5 separate regions of the Homo sapiens genome follow, and all the other regions are linked to region 2. A link is a contact called in ENCODE Hi-C or POLR2A ChIA-PET data. All regions are on one chromosome and are shown on one strand. The core of a region is the stretch at or near the end of the contact, and the rest is flanking DNA. Distances in the headings are between cores, read along the strand shown.

Region 1 (2,788 bases), core at 44-2,543, 260 kb after region 2:
TATAGTTTTCGGTGCACAATTTTTTGCTGCCTTGGTTAATTCCTAGGTATTTTATTTTTTTAGAGGCTAGTGTAAATGGAATTGTTTTCTTTTCTTTTCAGATTGTTCATTGTTAATGTATATTAACAGAAACACAACTGATTTTTGAATGTTGATTTTGTATCCTGCAGCTTTGGTAAATTTATGTTATTCGCTCTAGCAGTTTTTCTTTTTTTTTTTGTTTTGTGGTATCTTCAAGGTTTTCTACATGTAAAGTCATGTCATCAGGGAACAGAGATAATTTTACTCCTTCCTTTCCCATTGAGATGCCTTTTATTTCTTTTTCTTCCCTAACTGCTCTGGCTACAATTTCCAATACCATGTTGAATAGAAGTGGTGAAAGGCAGCATCGTTGCGCCTATATATATTTTTACAAAACACAGTCATACACCATGAGAGCAAACAAAGCTGAAGAGAAGACCCATTTGAGTCCTTATTCCATAAAAAATTGCAAGAGGGTGAAAACAGGAACCATAACAGGATCTGCAGGTCTTTGCAAGCCCTGAGAAAGTCACCTCAGACTTCTGTCTGGAAAGCCTTCTCTCCAGCCTATCTGCCCATATCTAGCTCCCATCCAACGTCCTCTCCAGAACCTTCTTTGCTGCCGCCCACAAGAGAGGCCCTCTGATGGGCTCCAGCACCTGATAGTACAGTTCACACAAGGACTGAGCCTTCAAGACCATTCTAATGTTCTGAGAACTTTTTCAAATCTTACCGGCTTAATGAGCCGTTAAGTATCTTCTTGGCCCCCAACCCCAACCTAAACTGGAAGCTGCTTGGAGGCAGGACATCTTCATGTCAAGAAGGCCTGGCTTTATGCTGATGAGGGCCCTTTATAAGTAAAATGATGATTATAAACCCTTCTGAGGCCCCCAGGTGACAGGCACTGGGCAGTCTGGTGAGATGAGAGCTCGGTTCCCAGCTGTCCCCGGTTCTCCCTTCAGACTTAGAAGCAGGAGAAATGTGCATTATAATGGAGTCTAGAACAGGGAGTGTGAACTCAGATTTTGGTGAGTTCTAGTTCTGCCAATTACTGTGTGACTACAGGCAATAACTTGACCTCTCCAAGCCTTTTGGACTGCTGCAAAATGCTGCAATAACAGCACTCTCTCACACAGTGGCTGTTAGAGGAGACTAAATAATACAGAAAACACCTGACAGAGCCTCTAATACAGAGGACCTTTCCTTGCTGTTACTTCTAACTTTATTACAGCTCTTCTGAAAGGAGCTCTGCCAGTGCCCTCCCCTTGCACCCCCCTCCTCTCCCATTCCCGTGTCACCACTGCCACCTACAGGTAAACAGCCATCCACAAGCTACACCCATCAGATTCAAAACCCTGGGAGCTCTAGCTTTCTGGATTTCTGGGTTACTGAGCCAGGAAGACCTCCATGCTTCCAGAAGGAAGCCCCCAAACTTGGCTTGCCCCACCTGTAGGGTAAAGGAGCAGGCACACCACAATTTCCTTAAGAATCCAAGCATTAAAACTCCAAGAGGTCTTAGAGACCATCTAGTAAAAAGATTCCCCATAAGTCCACATTTCCTGGACCCCAGGAAGTGGGGCATGGGGGAGGAGGGGCCACGGTGTTGTTGCAAGTTCCCTATGGGCAGTTTCTTGCCCTTAAAGCTACCATTGAACCACTGGTCTCAAGTCTTCAAGGAAATGGCTCTCATTCTTTTCACCAAAAAAATGGAGAAACAGAAGAGAGAATGAAAACCTGTTTATTTGGTTTGAGCCAGGTTCTTGACAGACATTACCTCATTTAACCCTACCATCCCACGCCCCAGCCGCCAGGAAGGTTCTCTCTCTCTAATAGGAAGAAAATGAAGCCTGGTGGGGTGACTAGCCCCACAGTGTGCAGAGAGGAGGTAGCAATACTGCCAACCACATGACCCAGGTCTTCCTGGTAAGCCTGGCCTTGGACCCTGATCCATCCTCAGGTAGAGGGTCACAGAGGCAAAGAAGACCCTGGCCTCCACAATAGACGGTCCAGAGTATTGGATGCAGCCCACCCTCCTGATTTTTAGGTGAAGTCTAAAGACCCTCCTGATTTTTAGGTGAAGTCTTAAGTGTAAAAGAGAGTGCTGGTGAAAGTGTCAAGTTAAATTAGATGCTGGGTCACTTTATTCTCTCGTTCTTTTTTTTTTTAATTAATACATCTTTTATTTTGGAATAATTTTATATTTACTGAAAAGTTGCAAAGATAGAACAGAGTTCTCATTTGCTCTTCTCACCGTTTCCGCTAATGTTCAATATTTTTTTTTTTTTTTTTTTTTTTGAGATGGAGTCTCGCTCTGTTGCCCAGGCTGGAGTGCAGTGGTACAATCTCAGCTCACCACAACCGCCGGCTCCCGGGTTCAAGCAATTCTCCAGCCTCAGTCTCCCAAGCAGCTGGGACTACATGTGTCTGTCACCACACCAGCTAATTTGTGTATTTTTAGTAGAGACGGGGTTTCACAATGTTGGCCAGGCTGGTCTCGAACTCCTGACCTCGTGATCCACCCGCCTTGGCCTCCCAAAGTTCTGGGATTACAGGAGTGAGCCACTGCGCCCGGCTTTTTTTCTTTTTCTTGAGACGGAGTATCACCCTGTTGCCCAGGCTGGAGTGCAGTGGTGCGATCTCGGCTCACTGAAACCTCTGCCTCCTGAGTTCAAGCAATTCTCCTGCCTCAGTCTCCTGAGTAGCTGGGATTACAGGCGCCCGCCACCATGCCCAGCTAATTTTTGTATTTTTAGTAGAGACGGGGGTT
Region 2 (2,700 bases), core at 51-2,550:
GCCACCGCGCCTGGCCATTTGTTCCTTTTTATTGACAAATACTATTTCCTTGTCTGGACATACCGCATGTTGCCTCTCCATTCATCAGTGGATGAACAATGGGCTGTTTTCACCAGTGCACTTGCCTTGGAATCCACAAACTGCAAATGGCAGTGGCCTTGCCCATCCCACCCACACCGCTGCAGTGCGCGGCCTGCTCGTTGGGCCACAGATACATGAACCTCCACCTGCCTCAGGGCCTCTGCACTTACTGTTGCGATGCTTGCGATGCTCTTCCCATGACTCTGGCCTCCTTCCTCAGAACCTCTGCTCATAAGTCACCTCTCTGACCACCCTGTCCTCAGTTTCCACCCCATCACTCTCTGTGCCCTCCTCCTGCTGTTCCTTCTCCCAGCACCCACTGGAGTCTCTGGTTTTGTTTGCTTGTTTGTGTATTGTCCATCTCCCACCAGACTGGAGACTGGAGACCCTCAGCGGAGGAAGTCTCTGTTCATGGCTGTATCCCCAGGGCCTGACACAGAGTGGACTCTAAATATGAGTTGAGTGAGCAGCTGCTGGTACAGGATCACAGGAGGATTAAATGAAATAGCGAGTGTGAGTGCCCTTTGCAACCTGCTGTGCTTATTGAGGGGGAAACAGGCTGAGAAAGGTGCAGTGACCAACCCAGGGCCACCAGGTCAGAGCGATAGACACCCAGGCCTACACCCCTCCCTGGGCCACCCTCCTGTCCACCCTGCCTCAGGGCCAGCGTTCCTAAGGCACATTACACACACACACAGCCCACAGACACCCAGACCGCACACACAGCTCAACACCACACACAGACAAACGCCCTCAATGCAGACATGCCCAGCCTTGCACACACAGGAAGTCCACACACAAACACCAGCACACTGCCTTGAACACGCAGGAATAGCATTCACACGCCCATCCCCCTACACAAACACACAGGCCACACCCACACGCCAAAACACACCCCCAGCGTCAGACCTTGATGACTGACAGCCCAGGACTCCAGTGGGCTTGCGTCGCCATAACAACAGACGGCTCCGAGTCTTGGGCTGTGAGTGTGGTCGGGCTGTGAGTCACAGCTGCAGCAGACGCTCCGCAGAGCAGGAGCAGCCTGGCCCAGTGCGGACTCCCCAGTGCCAACCTCTTATGGACGCAGAGTGGACCCTCTCAGATGGGTGTGCAGTGTCCATTAGCATTACCCACAGGAGGGATGTGGCCCTCAGGTGTCCCCTGTGTGCCACACACTGGCGTGCGCCCAGAGCTTCACACACATTTTCTTGCTTAATCCTCGTGGTGTCCTCACCAAATCAGTGTGGCCAGGGAGACCATTTTACAGATGTTGAAACTGAGGTTCAGGTAGGGGAAGTCCCTTGCCTCACTCAGGTCACACAGTGAGTCACCACCAGGCCTGAAATTTGAATTCAGGTCTACTGAACCATGAAGGGTCCTCTTTCCACTGCCCTGAATCCAATCCAGGGGAGCTCCCAGCTGTGCACACCATTTCCAGACAAGAGCAATAGATTATCAGCTCTCACTTGCACCAGAGTTGGTTCTGCCCTTGTAGAGCTCCCTTGGTAGGTAGTGAGATCCCCATCATGAGCAGCATCCAAGCAGAGACTGTCATAGCTGCTATGGAGAAGCATCAAGTATCAGGGGACAAGGGGTTGGACCAGACGGCCTGGCTTTGAGTTGTAAATGACAAAAAAAATTATTGGCAAACAAAACAGGAATATAAAAGCTTCAGGAACAGCTGGATCCAGCTGTCAGATGTCATCAGGAATCTTCTTCTGGATTTCCCCTTCCTTGGGGTTCACTTTCTTCTCAGAATAACCTTCCCTAGCCTAGGGTAGACCTCACAGCTGCAGGCTTACATCGGTCGTGGCCCCCAAAAGCAAGCTTAATAGATGTTTGTCAGATGAATGCTAGAAGCATGATAAGGTTGCGGGTCTCAGTCTAAGTAAATCCCAACTTGACCTCTGGGAGTCACTCTGAGGAGGCGCAGTGCTCATTCCTGTGTGCCAAATCCCATCATCTCTCAAACGTCGTATGATTGAGTTAGATTGTACTATGCACTTCACAGACATTAACTCATGGAAATCCCAGGCAGCCCTATGCAGTGGTCACAATCTCCATCTCATGGACGGGGACACAGGGTCCCAAAGAGGCAAAGTGTGGTACCTGAGGTAGGGCTAGAGCCACACAGTGCCTTACCAGGCTGAGATCAGGAGGCCGTACCTCTGAACGAGGGCAGGACTGTTCTTCACAGGCAGCTTTCCTCCAAGGAGGCAGAGGACGGCACTGGCACGTTCACTCAGCAGCCAACATTGGCAAGCACCCACTCTACCCCGTGGCCCGGGGTGCCACTGCCCATGGAGCTTGGAGGTGCCAACTGCTGCCAGTGACCTTGGGTAAGTCATTTTGTGCTTGATCCTTGCATCCCCATCTGTAAATGGGCAGGTCACCCCACTCAGAGGGGCAGAACTCATGTCAGTGGTTGAACGCTTCTGGCAGTACAGCCCAATAGAACTTCCTATACCAGGTCCCACAGGGTGGCCACACACCGCTCCTGAACACCAGAAAGTGACTAGTATAATAATAACAATTTTAAAGGCCGGGCGCGGTGGCTCATGCCTGTAATCCCAGCACTTTGGGAGGCCAAGGTAGGCGGATCACAAGGTCAGGAGTTCA
Region 3 (2,700 bases), core at 169-2,668, 230 kb after region 2:
ATTCTGGTAACCGTGAGGTAATTGGCATTCACTCTCTTGTAGTGATCCATGGGGGCACTGAAATGAACCAGAGGGGTTCTTTCTGTTCTCAAGGGCCTTACAGGCACCCTTCTCTCTAGGATTCTCTAAAACCTTCCTCCCAACTCAGGCAGTGGGGTGTTGGGGTCAAGGCAGATGGCAAGAAGTATGCTTTATTTTGTGAGAAGCAGGTGGGAAAGGTGAGGCTGCAATTATGAGTGGGGAAGAGAATTGGAAAAACAGGCATAGGTCTGAGGAGTAGAGCAGCCTGGGGCTCCACTCCACTCTCAGAGCAACAGTGGCAGGAACCACTGCCCGCCATTAGGGAATACATGCTTAGTTTCTCCTGCACAGCAGTCCTCAAGGTCAGTGTGTCCCAGCCTGGTCTTGGAAGTGCCCTGGACAGAGATGCATGTGCCACAGAGCAGCCCCAAAGCCTATCTGAGCAGGAGATCTAGGAGGTCCTCCCTGGGCTGGCAAGAGCCGCTTTAGGCCACCCTGCCAAACAGGACCCTGGCAGTTTTGTCCCTATAGGTTGAAAGGCATGAAACATACAGTGGTAATTTTCCAGAATGAAGCCAAAAGCCATGGAGAAAGTAAACGGGGCCTCTAAGCAATCAGAAGTGATGTTTAAGTCCACAAATGAAGACACAAGCAGAGAGCCCCTCAGGGCTTCTTACTAACTTATTTTGGGTAAATATTAACAATTTTGGTGGGTACAGATATGAAGTCCGGAGAGGGCCACAGGAAACAGGAGGACTGAAAGTGACTAAGAGAGTAAGTGAAGCCCTATCAGCAGACGTGAGACCATGCAAAGCGCGCTAGGATGGGGCCTCAGTGTAGGGACGGCAGCCCTGCGCATTTCACAGGCCTCCCAAAGGCATGGCTGGGTTTGTAGTGAAGACCTAACCCAAGGAAAGGTCAAACAGTGTCCATCATGCCCTGCTAGAGGAAGGCAAGTAAACGCAGAGTTCACTTTAGAAAGATTTCCATCCAACACGATTACCATGAAGTTGGGTGTGTAAATGGAGATGTTTTAGATAGCAGTAAAATTCCCTGATATATTAGAGCTCATTCCCTCGTGATATGAGTTATTGAAAGCCACTCGTTTTGGGCATCACTCCTGGTTTAGTGAATGCTGTGGCTCAAATTCTGAGAAAAAATAAAATAAAAGCTTCAACTCCCTATTTCTCAACCAGTCTTTTCTCCTTTATTATTCAAATCCCAATTCCCTGGCAGAACTCTCTTAATAAGTTTTGGGGTTTCGCTTGGGCAAAAAATCCAAACAGGTTCTCTGCTTTAAAAGGAAACATGGTTGTTTTGGATAAATAACCTACTATTTCAAAGCCCCAGAGAAGTTGACCTGGTGACCTGTTACAGTTTCTATTTTAAGAACTCACTGTGGCCCAGATTTTGCCACATCTGAAAAACTGTTAGTTCTCAAGACAGAAATAACACCTGAAGTCGTCTTTTTAAATTCTCTGACAGCTTTGGTAAGGGCAAAAATCTGGTCTGTTCCTTCCTGAAAAAAATCACTTGGCTGACTTTTTCAAGAGTCTTTGTAGCTATTTTCAGTTTTTACCCCATGCAAAAGACCACTTTATGATGGCAATCCACAGCTCAGTACACCTCACTAGCTGTGAAGGCTGGGTAAACCTCCAGACCTCTCTGAGCCTCAGTTTCATCATCTGTACGGGGGAGGATAGTAAAATCTCTTTTGGAGGGTGGTTGTAAACATATTCATTAATGTCCAAAAAGTTCAGCACAGTCCCAGGCAGGGGCAGGTACTCAATAGGTGGAAGTTAACTTTTTTTTTTTTTTTTTTTTTGAGACGAAGTCTCACTCTGTTGCCCAAGCTGGAGTGCAGTGGTGCGATCTCAGCTCACGGCAACCTCCACCTCCCGGGTTCAAGCAATTCTCCTGCCTCAGCCTCCTGAGTAGCTGGGACTACAGGCACCTGCCACCATGCCTGGCTAATTTTTGTATTTTTAGTAGAGACTGGGTTTCACTATGTTGGCCAGGCTGGTCTTGAACTCCTGACCTTGAGATCCTCCCGCTTCAGCCTCCCAAAGTGCTGGGATTACAGGTGTGAGTCACCGCGCCTGGCCAACATTTTTACAAAGAGGAAACTGATATCTAGAGAAGGAGTTGGTCTCAGTCTCAGAGCAGGCTGGTGACAGAAAAGGGACCCACCCAAAACCTTTAGCTCCTCTGCTCTGGGCTTCTGTACCTGACAGCACTGCACACACCTTATCTTCTGCTCGTATACATTTACCAAATTGAAGCTCACCACTCCCTGTTTCAGAGGACAGGAAAACCCAAAGGCAATACCAGAAGGCTTTGCTGGACTCCAGTGGCCCAGGCACCAAGCCATTCAGAGGTTGTGCTAAGTGGGCAGAGGGAAGGCCCTGTGAGGGGGGCAAGGCCAGGAGCAAGGAGTTCCCCAGATGACTTCTCTCCTCAAGGAGAATAGCACTCACTGTTAATGCCAGCATCACCTCTCTGTAGTTCCGGTTCCCGTTGAGCCGCTTCTTCAGGGCTCGAATGGCATCCTTTGGCCTGGAAAAAAGAACAGACATATAAAGATACTTACAATCCCACTTGAGGACACGATCCTACAGATATGTGAACTAGTATATATGCAAGACTATTTGCTGGCTGCAGCATGTTTGTAAATGTAAA
Region 4 (2,700 bases), core at 149-2,648, 200 kb after region 2:
TTTTAGTAGAGATGGGGTTTCACCATGTTGGCCAGGACGGTCTCAATCTCCTGACCTCGTGATCCACCCACCTCAGCCTCTCAAAGTGCTGGGATTACAGGCGTGAGCCATTGTGCCCGGCCCTAATTTTTGCATTTTTATTAGAGACAGGGTTTCACCATCTTGGCCAGGCTGTTCTTGAACTCCCACCTCGGCCTCCCAAAGTGCTGGGATTACAGGCGTGAGCCACTGCGCCCAGCCCTGGGATGACCTTTTCTTGACTGACTTGGTTGGATTTGATTTGTAGAGGTGCGGCTACACGATTTTCTCCCATTCATTTTATTTTATTTATTTTTGAGACGGAGTTTCACTCTTCTTGCCCAGGCCCGAGTGCAATGGCATGATGTCGGCTCACTGCAACGTCCGCCTTTGGGTTCAAGCGATTCTCCTACCCCAGCCTCCTGAGTAGCTGGGATTACAGGCATGTGCCACCATGCCCAGCTAATTTTGTATTTTTAGTAGAGATGGGGTTTCTCCATGTTGGTCAGGCTGGTCTCGAACTTCCGACCTCACGTGATCCGCCCGCCTCGGCCTCCCAAAGTGCTGAGATTACAGGCATGAGCCACTGTGCCCAGCCTTCCCCTTTTTTATTGTGTTCTTAATTTCTCCCTTGGCCTCGTTTTCATTTCGAGGTCAGCATGGCTTGGGATGGGACAAGGTAACCTGAAATGCTGCAGGTGGGCAAGAATATGTGTAGACACACACAGACACACACAGCCCACATGCTCTGCTGCCCTGTATCGCTAAGGCTGTGGCCATGGCATTGCCCCATGGAGCAGCAAACATGAAAAGCAATCTGATGGCCGGGCATGGTGGCTCACATCTGTAATCCCGGCACTTTGGGAGGCCAAGACGGGCAGAGTGCCTGAGGTCAGGAGTTCGAGACCGACCTGGCCAATATAGTGAAACCCTGTCTCTAGTAAAAACACAAAAATTAGCCGGCTGTGGTGGTGGGCACCTGTAATACCAGCTACTCAGGAGGCTGAGGCAGGACAATCGCTTGAACCTGGGAGAGGAAAGCTGCAGTGAGCCAAGATCGCGCCACTGCACCCCAACCTGGGCGCCAGAGCGAGACTCCATCTCAAAAAAAGCAATCTGCCTACTGCTGGGTGGAAAACCTGCTGGAGTCATCAGGACCTTTGAAAACAGGGAGCTAGTCCAAGCCACACACACAAAGGGTGAAGGGCGGGAAGTCACTCACATCTCCTGGGCTCAGACCCAGGCCTGGGCGCTGATAATGGCAGGGGTGCAGCAGGACACACCCTGGCATGGACAAGGCAGGTCCTGGACCCAGAGTGAGGGACAAATGAGGTCAGCCTCATAGGGGCACAACAGGGCTGCTCCCAGTGCAGGCCAGGGTTGGCCACGAGGAGGGGATGTCCTCACCAGGCAGTATCCTGGTAGGCCCCTGGCTGGGCTCTCTAATGCCCACGCTGGGGCAGGTGGGAGGACATTCTAAGTAATGGGAGAATCAGAGCCATGAGCACTGCATTGATTTTGAGTGTCCCAGTCTCAGGGGTTCAGGTGGCACTGCCCACTCCTGTGGAAAGGCACGGCACTGAGGACCCAAGGCAGCCAGCTGGCTCTTCTGCGCCCTCTGGTGACCAGTGCAGAGGGATGCATGCCCTCAGATCCACCAGGTGAAGACCAGCATGGATGAGGGAGTGAGTCCCTTCCCCCAAGAAGGAGCATCCCGTGGAAACCAGCACTGCTGCCTGCCTGGGCCCATTGGACAGGGGCTTCAGAAGGCTAAAAATTGGGACCCAGTAAGCAAACAGCCCTTTGCAAACCTTCCTGTCCAGTGGACAGATGATCACTGCCCTCTCTAGCCCAGCTGGGGGACCCAGACAGGAGTTCCAGCTGTTGTCGGCAGCTATTCCAAGGACCCTCCTCCTCCCTGCCCCTGCAAACAGACGTGCATTCATACACATTTCTTTGTTAGGCAAAAACAAAAATCTCATGAGAAGCATTAAGACACACATTCTTTCCCCTTCAGTAATCCGAAATTGTACAGAAAGCATGGTTATGTTTGGGGAGGCCCAAACACATACCATTCCCTCCACTTCACTGTGCCGCACCCCCTCACCGCCACAGGACACCCTCCCAGCCACCACCCAACTGCACCAGCTCTGTAAACAAACCCTGGCTCTCGAGTGCCTTCTAATGGGGTTGGTACTGCTCTGCTAGGCCAGTGACAAATGGCCATCAGAGATGTGGCTCGGGTCAGCATTGTCCTTCCTGGTGCAGGCCATGGTTTTATCAGAGCACTGACCACCCTGTGGCACTGTAACAGGTGACCATAGGAGACTTGTGCCTGGAGAACTTGGGGCCACTGTGGTAGGAACAGCAGGGGTTCTGGAAATGGACACTAATCCTAGGATTGGAACCCCAGCTTGCTGTCTGCTCTCTGGGTGTCTCAGCCTGTCTCCCACCTGCCTGGGACTGTTTTCTCTTGGGTGGATTGGGAAGCTCATGTGTGGCCTCATCTCACGGGGTGAGGTGAAGACTCAATGAGGCACTACCTGGGTTCCACGGGGTGTCCCCCGTGGGTCTCTCCCCCAGGGTGTCCCTGCCCCCTGTGCAAGCCAGTTTCTGCTGAATTACCCAGCCAGCTTTGCCAAACCACCTGACTTTCCCTCCAGAAGACTCCAGGCAGAAAAA
Region 5 (2,700 bases), core at 89-2,588, 160 kb after region 2:
TTCCTCGCCTAGTAGCACCCACCTCCCAGGCCGGGCATAGGGTTAGAATGTAAGATGCAGACAGCAGGGTCTGGCTAGCTGCTGCTGTGCCTGCCGCCATCTCAGGGAGGCCTTCCCTGGCTACCACCAGGGGACCCTCACCATCCTCTTCCTGCTTTCTCTGCAACGAGCCAAACGTGGTGGTCTCGAGCACTTATTCATCCTGCCTACTGTCCATCTCCCCCACCAGAAGGTCGGCTCTTCTTTGAGGGACAATTTTTGTCTGTCTTGTTCATTGCTGCATCCCCAATGCCTAGCACAGCCCCACCTTTATTGAAGAGGCCTGCAAACCAGTTTAACTAAATAAACGAGGCTGGCCAGGCCTGGGGAGGCTGAATTCCAATTCCCTGCTTGTCCAGGCTCAGTCTCACTCCCTCTCTTCCTTCCAGTTGCCCCTGATCTGTTCCTTCCTAGGGACACCCCGGTCTGTGCCCCTGCAGGCCTCTCCACACCTTTGCCTCAGTGCCCACCACCAGATCCTTGAGCTCAATGATTTTGTCATTGATGGAGGAGCGGTAGCGCTTCTCAATGGCGTTGTGGGCTGTGCGCTTCTCTCCACGGCTCTGGGCAGAGGCCGGGGCCTTGCTGCCAGCTGCGAGCCGGTTGATAGGCAGCTTCTCCGCATCTACGACCAGTGGGACTGTTGCCAAGATGGTTCCGCCACTCACCAGGGTCTGCAGGGCCAGGCACATGTTACCAGGTGGGCATGTGTGTGTGTGTGTAGACCCCACTCCCTTATGCCCTGCCCACGTCACCCACCGGCAAAGGCCCTGTCTGCACAGTGGTGCCAGAGACCAGGGGACTGAGACCTGCCGCCTTCACAGTGGCTCCGTCTGTCTTCATGGCTGTCAGAAGCAGCGAGTCTGCCTTGATGAAGTGGGGCTGCAGCAGGACCTGAGGGTGGGAGAGGCTTGGCTGTAAGCTGTGTGTCTGGGCTGGGGCTGCCCCCTCCCCAACCCCTGGCCAGACCCCCTCACCGGGACCTGCTGGATCTGCGAGGTCACAGTGGTCGTTACAGGGGCTGCCGTGGGGGCAGCTGTGACTGTCAGTAGCTGCTGGGGGACCACACTCTGGACCTGGGTGTGCAAGGAGACGGGCGGGACCCCTGGCGGGGAAGCCAGTGGCAGGCCAGGCAGCGGCTGCTGGGTGTTCCCGGGAGGGCTTCCTGCAGAAATAAAGCATGGGGCTGCAGACACAGACCTCCCTCTCCCACTTTCAACCTGCTCTTCAGGTCTCTATCACCGACTGGCCTTGGATGAGTCATTGCCCCATGTGGCTTCCTATGGACAGTCCCTGCCTGGGCTCTGATGCAAATGCACTGGCTTCAAGCCAGGCCTCCAGTGCGAGGTTGCGCCTACCCCGGCAACAAGCACACCAGGACTGCTAGTAACAGGGCATCTCAAGCAGCCGAGTGGAGCCCCAGTTTCTAAAGCCTGCACAGACCTCTACTCACATCACAGCAGAAGCTTCTTCCTGTGCTCCTGGAAGCCCCACCCCGGGTGTCCCCTCCCGCCACACATCCCCCTTACCTGTAGAGAAGCCTCCCGGAGGGCTGGGGTAGCCTAACACAGGGGTGGAGCTGAACTGCGGTGGGGCTGGGGCTGGGAAGCTCTGTGGCAGGAGGGCCCCTGGCAGGGGCTGTGGGGTGGGGGTCTGCAGGATGCTCAGTGGCACTGACTCTTCCTTGATACCAGGCCCAGGGGAGAAAGCGGGCATGGACGGGTACATCTTCAATGGAGTGGGTGCAGGCTGGGGAGGGGACAGGGGTGAGGGCGCTGCCTGCGGCCCGCTCAGGAAGGCTTCAAGAGAGGAGCTCAATGTGGCAGGAGGTGGAGACAAGCTGCCTGGGGAGCTGGTATCGGGGCTGGCAGGGTCTGTGCCCCCTGCCCCACTCCCAGCATAGGGTGGGTCAAATAGGCCAGGGAAGTCACTGTCTTGGTTGTTGATAAGCTGAAGCATGTCTGTGAAAAGGAGAAGAGGGTGCGTGAGTGAGGCAGAGACTGACCCCCAAACAGGGCATCACACACATCCAAACACAACCTTATTTGCACAACCCTTGTTGGCACACAGCTGTATGTGTGGGCAATGCCACCAGGACAGAAAGCCACCCACAGGAGCTGGTGTTCCCGGACATACAGCCATTTTGCGAGCACCTGTGCTGTCTAAAGCAATGCCTGCTGCTGCGAGTGCATCACAATACCTGGACAAGGTGGGCACCACAAGGCTCACAATCTTGCCCCACAGCTAGGCTGGGGCTGAGCCCAGGGTCGGGCCCAAGACTGCAGACTTCAGAGCCTGAGCTCTTCCCACCATCCGGTATTTGCCCAAACATCTAGAAACATCCTTAGTCCACAGCAAACAGCAGGCTCACATTCATTCACTCATCCAGTGAGCATGTGCTGAGTGCTGAGTGCCCACACTATGCCAGGCACTGCTCCCGGCTGTGAATAAGGGAAATCCCTGCCTAGAACTAAGCAACTTTCTGGGGAGCTGGGAGTGTCCTGTAGCTTGATGTGGATGGTGGTAAACTTTTACTCCTGTCTTCATGGGGCATGCATTCTACAAGACATCCACCTCTGAGTCCACACACATACACACACACACACACACACACATACACACTGCACCGTGGACTCAGACCAGCTTCCAAGCATTTGCCCA

Evidence for each region. A loop is a pair of places that touch in the nucleus more often than their neighbours do. ChIA-PET counts read pairs that join two places held with the same protein, here RNA polymerase II (POLR2A). Pooled maps may share reads with other maps.
Region 1: a loop to region 2 is called in a pooled map, with 3 times the contacts of the local background. The contact joins two enhancer-like sites. A Hi-C loop is called at or near these places in 6 of 168 maps with a recorded cell type or tissue (GM11168, K562, body of pancreas and 2 more), 2 of 37 single-sample maps with no recorded cell type and 6 of 50 pooled maps. POLR2A ChIA-PET finds 5 or more read pairs at or near these places in 4 of 52 experiments (B cell, CD4-positive, alpha-beta memory T cell, HEK293T and 1 more).
Region 3: a loop to region 2 is called in a pooled map, with 3 times the contacts of the local background. The contact joins two enhancer-like sites. A Hi-C loop is called at or near these places in 1 of 168 maps with a recorded cell type or tissue (endothelial cell of hepatic sinusoid) and 2 of 50 pooled maps. POLR2A ChIA-PET finds 5 or more read pairs at or near these places in 2 of 52 experiments (BJ and PC-9).
Region 4: a loop to region 2 is called in a pooled map, with 2.3 times the contacts of the local background. The contact joins two enhancer-like sites. A Hi-C loop is called at or near these places in 21 of 168 maps with a recorded cell type or tissue (CD14-positive monocyte, GM12878, GM13977 and 15 more) and 4 of 50 pooled maps. POLR2A ChIA-PET finds 5 or more read pairs at or near these places in 7 of 52 experiments (H1, OCI-LY7, RWPE1 and 4 more).
Region 5: a map with no recorded cell type shows a loop between it and region 2 (5-fold over the local background). The contact joins two enhancer-like sites. A Hi-C loop is called at or near these places in 2 of 168 maps with a recorded cell type or tissue (endometrial microvascular endothelial cells and endothelial cell of hepatic sinusoid), 1 of 37 single-sample maps with no recorded cell type and 8 of 50 pooled maps. POLR2A ChIA-PET finds 5 or more read pairs at or near these places in 3 of 52 experiments (HEK293, Panc1 and RWPE1).

Annotation. Positions count from the first base shown.
Region 1 is chr17:17,918,043-17,920,830 of GRCh38, forward strand. All of the region lies in intron 1 of TOM1L2 (target of myb1 like 2 membrane trafficking protein), which reads right to left. Among named protein-coding and RNA genes, the nearest start is that of TOM1L2, 53 kb to the right of the region's middle. RefSeq lists an enhancer at 2,299-2,788. Within about 2 kb of position 1,294, at least 10 of the 41 ENCODE cell types and tissues checked have a DNase peak (open chromatin) inside an H3K27ac peak, as active enhancers do.
Region 2 is chr17:17,662,476-17,665,175 of GRCh38, forward strand. No RefSeq gene overlaps it. Among named protein-coding and RNA genes, the nearest start is that of SMCR2, 14 kb to the right of the region's middle. RefSeq lists enhancers at 628-717, 1,208-1,347. Within about 2 kb of position 1,301, at least 4 of the 41 ENCODE cell types and tissues checked have a DNase peak (open chromatin) inside an H3K27ac peak, as active enhancers do.
Region 3 is chr17:17,896,098-17,898,797 of GRCh38, forward strand. It overlaps TOM1L2 (target of myb1 like 2 membrane trafficking protein), which reads right to left. Exons shown (of 15, transcript NM_001082968.2): 3 at 2,499-2,577. Among named protein-coding and RNA genes, the nearest start is that of SREBF1, 60 kb to the left of the region's middle. RefSeq lists an enhancer at 1,657-1,706. Within about 2 kb of position 1,419, at least 2 of the 41 ENCODE cell types and tissues checked have a DNase peak (open chromatin) inside an H3K27ac peak, as active enhancers do.
Region 4 is chr17:17,858,759-17,861,458 of GRCh38, forward strand. The region is part of intron 12 of TOM1L2 (target of myb1 like 2 membrane trafficking protein); the gene reads right to left. Among named protein-coding and RNA genes, the nearest start is that of SREBF1, 23 kb to the left of the region's middle. RefSeq lists enhancers at 67-567, 1,341-1,390. Within about 2 kb of position 1,399, at least 10 of the 41 ENCODE cell types and tissues checked have a DNase peak (open chromatin) inside an H3K27ac peak, as active enhancers do.
Region 5 is chr17:17,818,522-17,821,221 of GRCh38, forward strand. It overlaps SREBF1 (sterol regulatory element binding transcription factor 1), which reads right to left. Exons shown (of 19, transcript NM_004176.5): 2 at 1,569-2,000; 3 at 1,017-1,204; 4 at 799-933; 5 at 492-713. Among named protein-coding and RNA genes, the nearest start is that of MIR33B, 5.9 kb to the left of the region's middle. RefSeq lists enhancers at 234-954, 1,232-1,281. Within about 2 kb of position 1,339, at least 11 of the 41 ENCODE cell types and tissues checked have a DNase peak (open chromatin) inside an H3K27ac peak, as active enhancers do.